Regions from separate parts of the Homo sapiens genome. Here region 1 is linked to region 2. A link is a contact called in ENCODE Hi-C or POLR2A ChIA-PET data. All regions are on one chromosome and are shown on one strand. The core of a region is the stretch at or near the end of the contact, and the rest is flanking DNA. Distances in the headings are between cores, read along the strand shown. Region 1 holds the start of SLC13A4 (solute carrier family 13 member 4). Region 2 overlaps PLXNA4 (plexin A4).

Region 1 (6,089 bases), core at 747-3,246, 3.3 Mb before region 2:
ACAGACATTTAACTGCTGCAGACTTCATTGCTCTGTCACCTCACCTTGAATCTAACAAATCAAAGTATTTCTGCAGGTCCAATGGTCTAAAATCAAATGCTTGTTAAATGACTTTTTACAACACCCCTTACTTTCCTAATCCATTTCAATCTTATTTTTTTTATTGTGGTAAAAAACACATCAGGTAAAATGTACCATCTTAACCATTTTTAAGCATATGGTACAGCAGTGTTAACTCCATGCATGTTGTGAAACAGACCCCCGGAACTTTCTCATCTTGTAATTCTGAAGTTCTATACCCACCGAACAACTCCTCTTTTCCCCTTCCCCCTGCCTGCCCCAGCTCTTGGCACCATTATTCTGCTTTCTGTTTTTGAGAGTCTGACTACTTAAGATACCTCATACAAGCGGGATCTGGCTTACATTTCTTGAGCATTGTATTCTGGAAAAGTGTTTCCTTCCTCTGAAAAATGGGTAGAGTTCTGAAGGAGAACTACTGGTCTTATTGTACACTTGCTGTACCTATTTTTATTTAACAAATATTCATCTATGGTATAATAAAGATGTCATGATTGAGTTGCTCACTGGAATCTTTGTTATCTCAGAGTATCTCACCGAGGAATTTGGAATGGTTCATGGGTTTAACAGTGGATGTTGACTTCCACAGCTGCTTATAATTATTCGCTGTCTTTAATGTTTGCGACCAAAACATCACACACGTGGTATTGTTCATTCTGAGTTTCAAAATCATAACCAAAAAAAAATGAGGCCAGAATGTAGTAAATACAGTAGCCAGTCTTTAACATGCATTTAAAGAGTTGAGTCATCCTAGCCCATCCTACGATGGCAAGATAATTTCAAAGGGGACCTCAGCTGTCCACAGTTGCACCTGCCTTAAAAGTCAAGAAGAATTTGTTTTTTGGGTCACTTCCCTGGTCACTTTAGCCTGGGGATCATTTCCAAGTAGTATAGTTGCAGATCTTCGAACGCCATTCCTGTGTTCTGTGAATTCAAGACAACATGGGTTTTATAACCCTTTGACTCTGCTCAGCATCTCCCAGATCAAGGTAAGGTAATGTTGCCAAGAACCACTACTTACAGAATGTTTGGGCTTTTGCTTTTGCTTTTCTTCCTTGCCCCAAATCCACATGTCCGTTCTGAGAAAAGAAGCTAACAACTTCTTCCAATCTGTAAACAGGAGAAATTCCAGAGTTCAACTGCAGCTAAGACCTTGTCCCTGAACTTGTCAACTTCTTCCCTGCCCTCCCACCTCCTCCTTTCGTACCAGCCAAAGAAGGTCTTCGGTTTCCTTTTTGGAGAGCCCCAGAGAGAAGCATTTGAGCACCTACTTTAGCCAGAGAGACCACTGACATCTGGGCATGAGACTGGCATCTAGACTTTGCCAGGGAGGCAGCTATACTTCCCAAAAGATCTGGGGTCTTTCTCACGAGCTCATACCCTCTGCTGGCCTAGACCCTTTATATTCCCCCCTCGGTGCTGAGGCAAACGATCTTTGCCAGCAGGGAGGTCTGAAAGGCTTAACTTTGTACACTCTGAGGCAAATTCTCCAGAAGTAATGTTGCATTTTCTCCCTGCCACCAGGCACATTCCCTTCCCAAGGTCTAGATCAGCAGGTGGCCCTCCCAGCGAAAGCTCTGTGTCCTATGATCCGAAACAATAAAGCTGTGCTTGGGTACGTGAGATTATGTTTACGATGATGGTCATCACTCCAGCCCTAGGAAGTTTGAGAAACTGAAAAATAAGCTTAGCAGGCTGCCTAGGTTCTGCGGAATCAGCAGGCCCCCGCTGTGACCAATCAAGAGCGGCCGCGGGGAGAGAAATTGACTCATTCTTTTCAATTTGCTGATTGGCTTTGAGAAGTGGGCGGAGCTACTGTCTCTGTCCCGGCTTCCCATTGGTGGATGAAAGTTAAAGGTGGGCCTCCAGCAAGTTTTGTCCTTTGATAAAAAGGAATGTCTTGGGGACTTTTCTTTTCTGCTTTGCAGGCCCAGGCTCAAGGCAAATTATAAGTAGGGAACCAATTTGAGGGAAAGACATGTGAACAGAGTTAAGGTACCACGTCCTGGGAGCGACCAGCAGCCCCACCTGAAGTCCGCATGCAACTCTGACAAGCTCAGGTGCTTGTTTTAAGGAAAGGGGCTACTAGAGTCTTACCAACAGCGAGCCCAGGTGGGAGATGAAACAGGTACTCCCCAAAATAGGTCATCCGAGGGAGGAAAACTGATGGAGAGCACAATGTGCTCTGAGCGTTTTTAATGTTTTTAAGCTTTTAAATGATTTCTTCAAGGCCGAGCAGCAGCAGCAAAGGTGTGGCTTAAAGGATTAAGGGGGTTTCTGCTGACACCTAGAATGAAGTTACTCTATTACTAATCAAGCCGAGAGGAGGCCCACTATGCCCCCGTTTATCATCCTTTCCCAGTTCCTTTTTGCTGGTCACAAAACGATGCTCATCAATCCCACCTAAAGCAGGAGGCCAGGAGCCCAGCCTCTTGTAGAAACAGCGAGGGTATAACTGCCCTCCCGTTCTGCCCCCAAGACGAAGGAGGACTCTCGGAAGCCAAGAAAGGTTTAAGAAGTCTTTCTGGATAGAGAGCAGTGCCCAGGCAGGAAGCCTTTCGCCGGCAGAGCGGGGTCCAAGGACGAGCTGGAGAGGACAGAGGCGCGATGGGCCTGCTGCAGGGCCTGCTCCGAGTCCGGAAGCTGCTGCTGGTCGTCTGCGTCCCGCTCCTGCTGCTGCCTCTGCCCGTCCTCCACCCCAGCAGCGTGAGTACCGACCTGCGCCCACCGGGGGTCTGGGAGTCAGTGGGAGGGCAAAGAGGGGAGGTCGGTAGGGGAACATGGGGCGCTCAGGCAGTCCCTCAAAGTGGCTTGTGGTGGGTTTAAAGAAATGGAAGGATTTTTCCAGAGGAAACCAAGATATCTTCTTCCTAAAAGCTGTCATGTTCATCTCCTATCCCAGTCCCATTCCCCCAACCCCATGGCCCCCACCGGGGTCAGGACAGAGTAGGGGCCTTGGCAGAAGTGACTGATGGGTGTTGCACCAAGCAGCAGGCCAGCCTGCCCCAGCAGCGGGGGCCAGCGACACCCATGCAAACGACATGGTGCACCTGTGTTTGTCGGGAGTTCACCTGGGACCCTGGTTATCTGAGAGCCCCTGGAGACACAGAAAGAGCTCCCAATAGTGGCACTGAGGAGAAGGTTGGGGGAGGAAGAGAACCGTGGAGCCAATCCGTGGTCTGTGGTCGTGTCCTGGTGGGCTTCGATGACCACAGTTGAAGCTCTAATCCCGAAGGCGCCTATCAACTTCAGGGAATGAATGTTTAGGGAAGGAATGAAAGCAGAACTTAGCAGGCTGCCCTGCTCCCATGCACGTGGCCTTGAATTATTTGTGTCTTCTGTGTTTTCTTCTCTGTCCTCTTGAAGGACAGACAAAAAGTGACACGATAAAAAAGAGATAAGAGCCCCCAAACTCTAGCCCGTGACCTCATTCTTCACCTGGTTTGTGAGAACAGAGGAACCTCAGCTCTGGCTCAGCATCCAGCTTGCCTGTCACACCCTCCTGGTGGTCACCTGCTTCCCTTCCCTTCCCTCCGCTGTTCTCTTCCTCCTGTCTGTGGCTTGTCCCCTTCCCCCAGCTGGCACTGCCCTGGAGACTTTAGGAAAAATAAGCTAAAACAGGTTAATCACGTTTGTAGGAGGGGGAGCAATTCTTCCACTCTGCTCCTTAAGTAACTTGGTAACCAAGATTAAGTTAAACAGTTAAACAGAGGGGATTAGGATGGTTCTTCTTAAAAACAAACTGGCTTAAATCTTTCATAGAATAAATACTCCAGAGTGCCAGGGAGACGCTGATTAAAACTGGGCTGGGATTAGCAGACAGTGATTGCTGCTGACATTCTTCCTGGACTGTACCCTAGTCAATTTTCTGCTTTGTCCAAATGGGCCTGATTTTTTTTCTTTTTGTGGCTTTTCTTGTTTTTGTTTTTTCTCCATGTAGGTTGCTATAAGGGACTGTTACCGAGAGACATACTAGCCTCCTCTCCCAAGCAGTATCAGGAACCTCTCATATCTCCTGGTTGAGGCAGCCCCATCTTTGGGGACCTTGGCCACTGCCCACAGAAGGCACAGACTAGGTGCCCAGCAGGTAGAGTTTCATCCATCCGTCACCCCTTTCATCAAACTTTTTTTTGTAGACGCAGAGTCTCACTCTGTCACCCAGTCCGGAGTGCGGTGGCACAATCGTAGCTCACTGCAGCCTTGAGCTCCTGGGGTTAAGCAATCCTCGTGCCTCAGCCTCTGGAGTAGCTGGGACTACAGGCAAGCAAGTACCACCACATGCAGCTAATTTTTAAAAAAATTTTTTTTGTAGAAATGGGGGTTTCACTATGTTGCCCAGGCTGGTCTCAAACTCATGGTCTGACGTGATCCTCCCAAAGTGTTGAGATTACAGGTGTGAGCCACCGTGCCTGGCCTGCATCAAACTTTTAGAGTCTGATATTTAACCCTTAAAATTCCAAATGGATTTTCTTGCTCTGGACTGGAGTTGAGAGCAGTGATGGAGTACCTGGGCAGGAGCTCCTGGCCTGCAGTTTTGATGGTTCTAAGCGACAAGCCTCAGCTACATTTTAGGAGGAGTCAAAATGACCTTCCCCCTTTTTCTTGCCCAACTCTCTAAAACTAGAGGTCCAGACACTGTTTATCATGTTATAGAAGAAGAGGGTACAAGAGACAGCATCCATAACTAAGCCCTTCCTCAGTGCCCCCAGTGGGATAAAAGTTGCATCTCAACTGCCCAAGCTAAATTTTTTAAAAGGCGCCCCCAGTCATTGATGATAACAGATAACAGACTTCAACCTCCTTCCCGTGAAGTTGGAGTGGGATATCACTGGGGTGGTCAAACTGCGTGGAAAACGAGCAGTTCCACGCCTAAGTGAGTAGCTGACTAGGAAACGTCCTACATGGGGAAATGCCACTTTCGAACTCTTTCCTTTACTTGTAAACGGGAGCCAAAAAATAGTAGATAGCATGTCCCTTGAAGATATTGTCTGAACACTCACCAATGCCCAACCCCCACATACCTGCTATTATAAGGAACCAGTGGTGTTGTTAAAGAGCCTGGGGGTTGCAGAATATTCTCTCCAGAAGATGAGCGAGACCTGACAGCCAGCAGAGAAGTCCAGTGCAGTTCAGCCCACGTGAATTGAACCACCTGCTAGACATGGGATAGGCGTTGGGGACATCGGACTCCTTGTAAGCAAACTTTGCAGTATTTTTGGTTGTCTGAATACAAGCTTACCTCCTGAATTTTGGGAAGCTTTAGAAGGGGAAAAATGAAGTTTATGGAGATTCCATGGGTGAAATAAGTGGAAACTGTATGGAAAGACTCTCTAAAGGTGTCTCTTGTCCATTCTTCTACTCTAAGGAAAATCCAGGTAAAAAATGATAGTAATTAATCCTGTCCTTAATACAGCTGGGTGAAGGTGGCCTGATGACTTACTTCTTCCAGTAACCTAGTCGCATGTCTAACAATATTTACAACCAAAATGTTTGCTTTATTTTACCCACATTCTCCTAATTGAAAACTAAAGGCACCTGGCAGAGGGAAAGTCCTCTTTCTTTCTCTCTCTCTCCTTTCTTCTTTTTTTTTTTTTTTTTTTTTTCTGAGACAGAGTCTCACTCTGTCACTCAGGCTCTGGAGTGCAGTGGCACAACCTTGGCTCACTGCAACCTCTGCCTCCCGGGTTCAAGGGATTCTCCTGCCTCAGCCTCCAGAGCAGCTAGGATTACAGGCATGTGCCACCACACCTGGATGAATTTTTTGTATTTTTAATAGAGACAGGGTTTCGCCATGTTGGCCAGGCTGGTCTCGAACTCCTGACCTCAACTGATCCACCCACCTCGGCCTCCCATAGTGCTGGGATTACAGGCTCTTTTCCTCTTTCTCCTTTCCCTTTCTCTGCACCTTCTCTCCCCACCTCCTTCCCCTTAACTTGTAACTTGTAGCCCTGTAATGACCAGATCAAGAAAGACTAAGGGTTCCAGGAAGAAATAAGGGTCCCCAGTGAGGG
Region 2 (6,391 bases), core at 789-3,288:
AGGGGCTGTGATTTTTGTGTCTACACTGCACCCCTCAGCTGGTCAAATATTATCCAAGCAGGCAAGGCAAACAACCATGAAGGGCTCATGCTGGAGCCTGGAATGCGTCTTTCTGACTCCTGCAATTGGCTGTGCTCTTAACCCTCTTCCTGCTTCCTCTTCTCTGGGCTTCAGGGAAAGAAGGAGACCTCCTCAGCCTGTGTGCTTTGTCCAAGAGGACAAATGCAGGTGACCTATTAGAAAGCACATCTAGTGGTCTACCCTATACTCAGCCCAGAAAAGTCCCCAGCTTTCTTTTCTCCCCTCTCCCTTGTATTTTATCATGCCCTGTGGCTTTTTCTGTGTTTTCCCCCCTCCTCTCTCTCAAAGCAAGCAAACAGGAGTGTGAATAATTGATTGAGAGAAACTGGAATGACTAACAGTTCTGGTGGGAATCGTCTCTCACATCAGGAAGCCTGCGGGGGTGCACAGATGACGACCAGACGCCTCTGGCTCCTGCCCTGGAGGGATTGTGGGCTGCAGGGGATGCCCACCAAGCCCTGTGGCACCTGGCTTTGTCTGGACCCTGCTCGGGGCTCCTGGCGCTCTCCATTAAAGCCTCAGCCCTGGGCAAAGGCTGCAGAATCTTGGAAAATCCTCTTTTCCAATCTGATTTGAATCACACCTGATATTCACTCCGCATTCATCCCAAATGTGTGAGTGTATGTGAAGTAGAACACGGGCTAGGGGTGTAAATTCTTTGCCTTATTAATATCCATGCCAGATGTTTCCAGACTGTGTTCCTTGCAACTGGAATGTCACTTGAAATTTAAATAGATGTTTTTAAATAAAAGATTATCTGGTCAAATTTAAGAAATACTACATAGCCTCCTCTTAGAGATGCACTACACACTTAAGTATATTAAAATACCTGAGAAGTCTAGCAGATTCTTCAGTTGCATTTGTTTTCTTCAAACTTATTTGGCCATTTGACATTTTGAATCACTTCTTTTTTATCTTATATCTTGTAGGACACTGTCTCAAGTGTACAATTTAGGAAAATATTGTTCTATGCACCTCTGCTCCCTACCTCATATCTAGAAGGGACAAGATCAGATTGCAGATGTGAGTTTGAGTCCTGTCTCTGCCTCACGCCAGCTGTGAGACCTTGCAGGAATCTCTGAGCCTCAGTTTCCCCATCTATAACAAGGATACAACCAAACCAACCAGTCCTCAATTTGCAAGTGCTACCTGTTGCCAGTAACAGTGCCCAGCAGAGTGCTTGGAATCCTGGAGATACTCCATAATCTTGTATTGAAACTGATTATAGTCCATGGTAGATAAAATTACCTTGTAGCTAAGCAGAACAGATTCAGATCCGTTTCAGAAACGTGAGTCTCTAGCTCAGGAGATTTCCACAACTGTCCTTAGTAACCTGATCTTATTCTCATGTTTAACCTTGGCAGTGGGAAGTTCTTCCTGGTATCCTGCCTAATTTACTGGAGTTGGCATTAATGCCATTTCCCCCTAAGGCGTGGCTCTTGGACCAGTATCACCTGAGAATTTGATAGACATAGACCCAGAGTTACTGAGGCAGGTGCTCTGTTTTGGGGACCAGCAATCGGTGCTTTAGCAAGTTCTTTGGGTGATAGGGTTTGGAAACTACTGCTCTAAAGCATCATCTGTTTTGACTTTGCCATGCACAATCTGAACTCACTCCCGTGAGGCCCTGCTCCTGATACTTTAAATCGTCCTGTCTCTTTTTCTGCCTCTCTGTGGAGGACTGCTGTCTGTTTTCTGGGTTCCTGGAATGTTGGCAAGTTTCTTTAAATCAGGATCATGAAATTCTTTGAGAATGGCAATCATCCATACTTTAGGAACACACCAGGAGATGAAGGGCCACATTATATTATCTTCTCCCTCGGTGCCTTGGTCCTTCTGTCTGGGCGGGTTCTCTGATTCCATCCATCTGCTTCCACAGCCATGTCAGGGACCAGGCAGGGTGAGCCAAGAGGGCCACAGTATTGCAGTGGAGGAAAAACAGTCTCCCTGGGGGAGAAGTGTTGGGTAAATATGCCTCCTTGTTATCACCACCAGGGCCTGGTGCTGCCCTTTGCACACGATCACAATGCTGCAAATTCCACAGGCTGCTCTCTACAGGGAGTTGAGCAATGGATAACAACTGTTGGGAGGGTTAGTTCTTTGGTATTTTGATTCATTAAAAAAGTTATCTGTAGTTCCCGGAAGCCCCAAGGGGAGGGGCTGCTGCTACTCCTGGAATCCCATATGGGGCCAGTTTCAGCATCTCAAGCAATTCTCAAGCCATAAATAAGCCAACACTGATATAAAATGTGGTGAGCCCTGCCTCTGTTATATTAAGCCACTGTTATATTATGAGGTACAGGGGCAGTGAGGGGTGACGGTGGTGGCAAGTCCAAGAACATATGAAGCCCAAGAACATACCTTTGACTAGTAAAGGCCAGACCATAATTAAATAACTGGTCCCTACTGCAAAAGCCTTGAAATCTGGAGACAGTGTGTACACCAAAAAGGGTAATAGTTTGGATGTTATCTTTCATTGTTTTTGAAATTTGCAGAGTGACTGTGAAGAGCTATAGTGTGAGATTCGGGAATCCTGGGTTTTAAGATTGGCTCTTCCCTGGTGGTTTGCAACCTTGAACAAGATTATTTCTTCATTCTTTTACTCTTTCCTTCAACATTTGACTGATGTTGATGATGCTCTTGCCACTATGCTGGTTGCTCAGAGTACATTATAATCAAAGAGTAGAAGCACAGCCCTGTTCTTAAGTAGCCCACAGTCTGAGGAGGAAGGTATTTGTAAATAGATCACAATACAGAGAACAAAGGCTTCCATGGAGGAATGCAAGGTCCATGGGGATCTGTAAGGCAGAGCCTCAGATGCTTTGGAGAAAGGAATGCTTCTCAGACAAGGCTTTGACATGCTGCCTCCATTTCTTTCCCTCCTCCAGGGGTTTTGTAAAAGCCAGGTCATATCAACCTAGTCCTGGTTCTCCCTTGCGTGGTAGGCTCCCACATGAGGAGGGACATGAGACACTGCCTGGTGTAATCACCCTTTGGATGCTAATGTACCCATTCCCATAGTACACAGCCACCCTTGCCCACACACAACAACCCAGCCACTTGTCCTGCCTCCACTTGAATATCTCCAATCATGGGGAATTTTGTATGAAATGTTATGGCATCTGTTATAAATAAAAGATCTGGCCGAGCACGGTTGCTCATGCCTGTAATCCCAGCACTTTGGGAGGCTGAGGTGGACGGATCATCTGAAGTCAGGAGTTCGAGACCAGTTTGGCCAACATGGTGAAACCCCATCTCCATAAAAAATATAAAAATTAGCTGGGTGTGGTAGTGTGCACCTATAATCCCAGCTACTCAGGAGGCTGAGGCAGGAGAATGCTTGAGCCTGGGAGGCGGAGGTTGTAGTGAGCCAAGATCGCGCCATTGCACTCCAGCCTGGGCAACAAAGAGTGAGACTCCATTTCAAAAAAAAAAAAAAAAAAAAGATCCAGTGCCCATTTCAGAATTGTCTTGGCTGTCACTGGTTTGAAGTAGACTAAATCTCAACTAGCAGAACCTCCTGATACCATTGAGTGAAATTTCAAATCTTAGCAGCTCAAAGAATATCAGAGGTGGGAGGGACTTTTCAATAATCATTATCATTCTCATTCTCTTTCTTTGAACCTCATTTTGCGCAGGAGAGATCACAGACCTAGGTGAAATGACAGGAGGAAGTTAATCATCTGCCATGCCTGCTATCCATGAAACTTCTTGGAATGTCTGGTAGTTTTTAGGGAATAAGGAGCTCATAAGAACACCTCAGGGATGGGCACAATCCTCAGAACTATGACATGCTAGGGGAGAGGTGACAACCCAGGACACAGCCTGCTTTAGGCCTTTCTAATCTCTAGGGATTGTTGCCTAGTAGAGAACTTTGGCATCAACCAATGACTCAAGAAATAATCACCCAGGACATACCATGTGCCAGCCATGTGCCAGGGGTGGTGAGAAGCTGGAGCTCTGAGTTAAATACTCCTACTCTTTTCTCTAAAGCACGTGTTAAGTTTTCAACGGGAAGAATCACTATTTCCACGACTTGAGAACACTAGACCTCTGGCCCACAGAGCAACAATCACCTCTGCAGCATGAAACACCAAGCTGCCACAGCTAGTGCTCCCTTCCAGGTACCGTCATGACTCTTGAGAATAACATATGTGTTTCTCACAGAAACAAGATAATTGGGGAATAGCATAGATGGTTTCACCAGGAGAGTGTGATGGTTGGGTGGGGTGGGTGATGGAACTTCTAGGGTGCTCTTCCTACCCTCACTTCCAATATTTGGGGGAACAGTGCTATGTCAGCAGAAGTTGGAGGATTGCTCCTGAAAGCCCTATCCATTGCCTCTCCCATACCACAGTTTCAGCTCGCGGCCTCCAGTAGAACGTGGGTGTGTGTTTCTGTTCTTTTCTTTTGTGCCAGGCTGTGCTGTGAGAAACAGCACTCTCCCCTGCCATCCATCCTGGCTCTTTTCTCTCCTCAGCCCCAGGTCTCTGCATTTCACTCGTTACCCCTGGCCATACCTTCCTGCTCACAGATATCTTCTGGAGAGCAAAGGGATTTGCAAGTAGGCAGCAGAACCTATCTACTGAGTTGGTGCTGGTGGCCACTGAGGGGCACAAGGAAATCAAATGGTCTCTCCAAGCAGCAAGGTGGGGAGAGGGGCTCCTGTGGACCCATGAGGGATGTTGTAGAAGGGGAGGCTGTGGTACCCCATCTTCTGTGCTGCCCAATCAGATGTGTGGGTGCCACAGAGATGGGAGAGGATGTCACATCTTGCACCTCAGTTTTCCTACCTGCACAGGGGAACAGAGGAGTTGATCCTTCCAGCTCTCCCTTTTGTTTTGTTTTGTTTTCTTTTTTTTTTTTTTTTCTTTTTCATTTGAGTTTGTAGAAGACTGTGTCTGGAAAAGCTCTGGGCTTATCAGGGAAACACATTCTGTACAGGCCATTCTAGGGGAGGCTATAAAAAGGAGGCAAAGGTCACTTGGCTTGGAAAAAATTATCTTTAGGATTGAAATCATTTAAAGCAATTTTTGCTAGGAAAAGGAGAGAAGTTATTTACTTGGGAATCTGGGTTTTTTCCAACTGGGTCCCAGTAAACAAGGCTGCTGGGCTGATATTTCATAACATAAGCATCTCGTATTCTCTGGCTTTTCCTAAATAGCCTTTTCTAGCAGAGAGAAAGAGAGATCCAATTGCCTCATAGAAAACATCTGGGGAATCTAGTGTAGGATTTCTTTTTCTGTACTTTGTTTTTACACATTTCGTGAGCCTGGGAAAGGAGTTTTTGCTGGCATTCATGTTTGATGAAGAGAGAGCAATGCAGGAAGATAAGTTTCTCCAGAAGCAAACATTGCCATAGGTGGGATTTGGCTCCTCCTGCTAAAAGCAGAGAGAGGATTAACCCTGCCTGGCACCGAAGGTTGACCTGGGAAGACAGAGAGGATCAAGGAGGACTGGGTGCAGGTGGGGCCAGGCAGGAGTGATGGCTGCCCCGTGTCCGTTCTAGGACAGTCACAGGGACAATTTCTTCTGGTTCCAAATCCAGGCCAAAGCCACCATCAGGGCCTGCTGGATAAAATTAAAGGTGGTGGGCGCTGCCTCCACTGCAGGGTGGAGAAATCAGGAGGCCTGGGAAGGCCTTCTCTCCTGCCCAAACAGTGATTGATCAGGGCTCCTGAGAAATGGTTATTGCTGAGCAAATCGCTTCCTGGGAGTGGAGATTTAACAGCAGCAATTTTATTTCCTTATGGTTGCTTCTTGCTGAAAGTGCCTTGCCTAACATCAGTGTTTATAGTTGCTGAGTTTGAAGGGCCTTTAAAAAACAATCCTTTAAAGGAAGGTATTTGGAGAGCTGAGCCAAGTGTAAATGAGGAGAAACAGATACTTAATTGGGATGCAGTGGGCACAGGAACCCCAGCATCCTGCTCCTCCATGGAGCAGCAGCAGAGACATGGATTTCTTCTTCCCTTCCCTGTATCCTCGGCTGGGGGTCCTTTGCCTTGCGGAGCAATAGAGGCTTTCCCCTTAGCATGTGAACTCCAAGGACTTTCGGCAAAGTTGGTACAGTCCCTCGGCCAATGCTGGGATCCCTGGTGATGATTGATGAGACCTTTTCACATCGCCAAAGCTCTCCACAGTCTTCAGAGTAGCAACACTTCAAGAACCTTATCAAAATTTGATTCTCACAACAACACCATGGGGCAGATGCTACAGGTGGGGCTGTTCCAAATTTGCAGATGGGGAAGCTGAGACCCTTGAAGTGAAGGCATTGGTCTAAGGTCATGCCAGTGGCGTTGGGACTCAAACT

The links. Hi-C counts contacts between places; a loop is a spot of excess contacts on that map. ChIA-PET counts read pairs that join two places held with the same protein, here RNA polymerase II (POLR2A).
Region 1: a map of vagina shows a loop between it and region 2 (25-fold over the local background). The contact joins the promoter of SLC13A4 here to the enhancer-like site in region 2. A Hi-C loop is called at or near these places in 1 of 168 maps with a recorded cell type or tissue (vagina). POLR2A ChIA-PET finds 5 or more read pairs at or near these places in 1 of 52 experiments (K562).

The regions. Positions count from the first base shown.
Region 1 is chr7:135,724,093-135,730,181 of GRCh38, reverse strand. SLC13A4 (solute carrier family 13 member 4) reads left to right here and starts at 1,996. Exons shown (of 16, transcript NM_001318192.2): 1 at 1,996-2,784. The coding sequence starts at 2,686. It overlaps FAM180A (family with sequence similarity 180 member A), which reads left to right. Exons shown (of 4, transcript NM_205855.4): 4 at 1-590.
Region 2 is chr7:132,375,983-132,382,373 of GRCh38, reverse strand. All of the region lies in intron 3 of PLXNA4 (plexin A4), which reads left to right. Among named protein-coding and RNA genes, the nearest start is that of PLXNA4-AS1, 27 kb to the right of the region's middle. Within about 2 kb of position 2,038, at least 2 of the 41 ENCODE cell types and tissues checked have a DNase peak (open chromatin) inside an H3K27ac peak, as active enhancers do.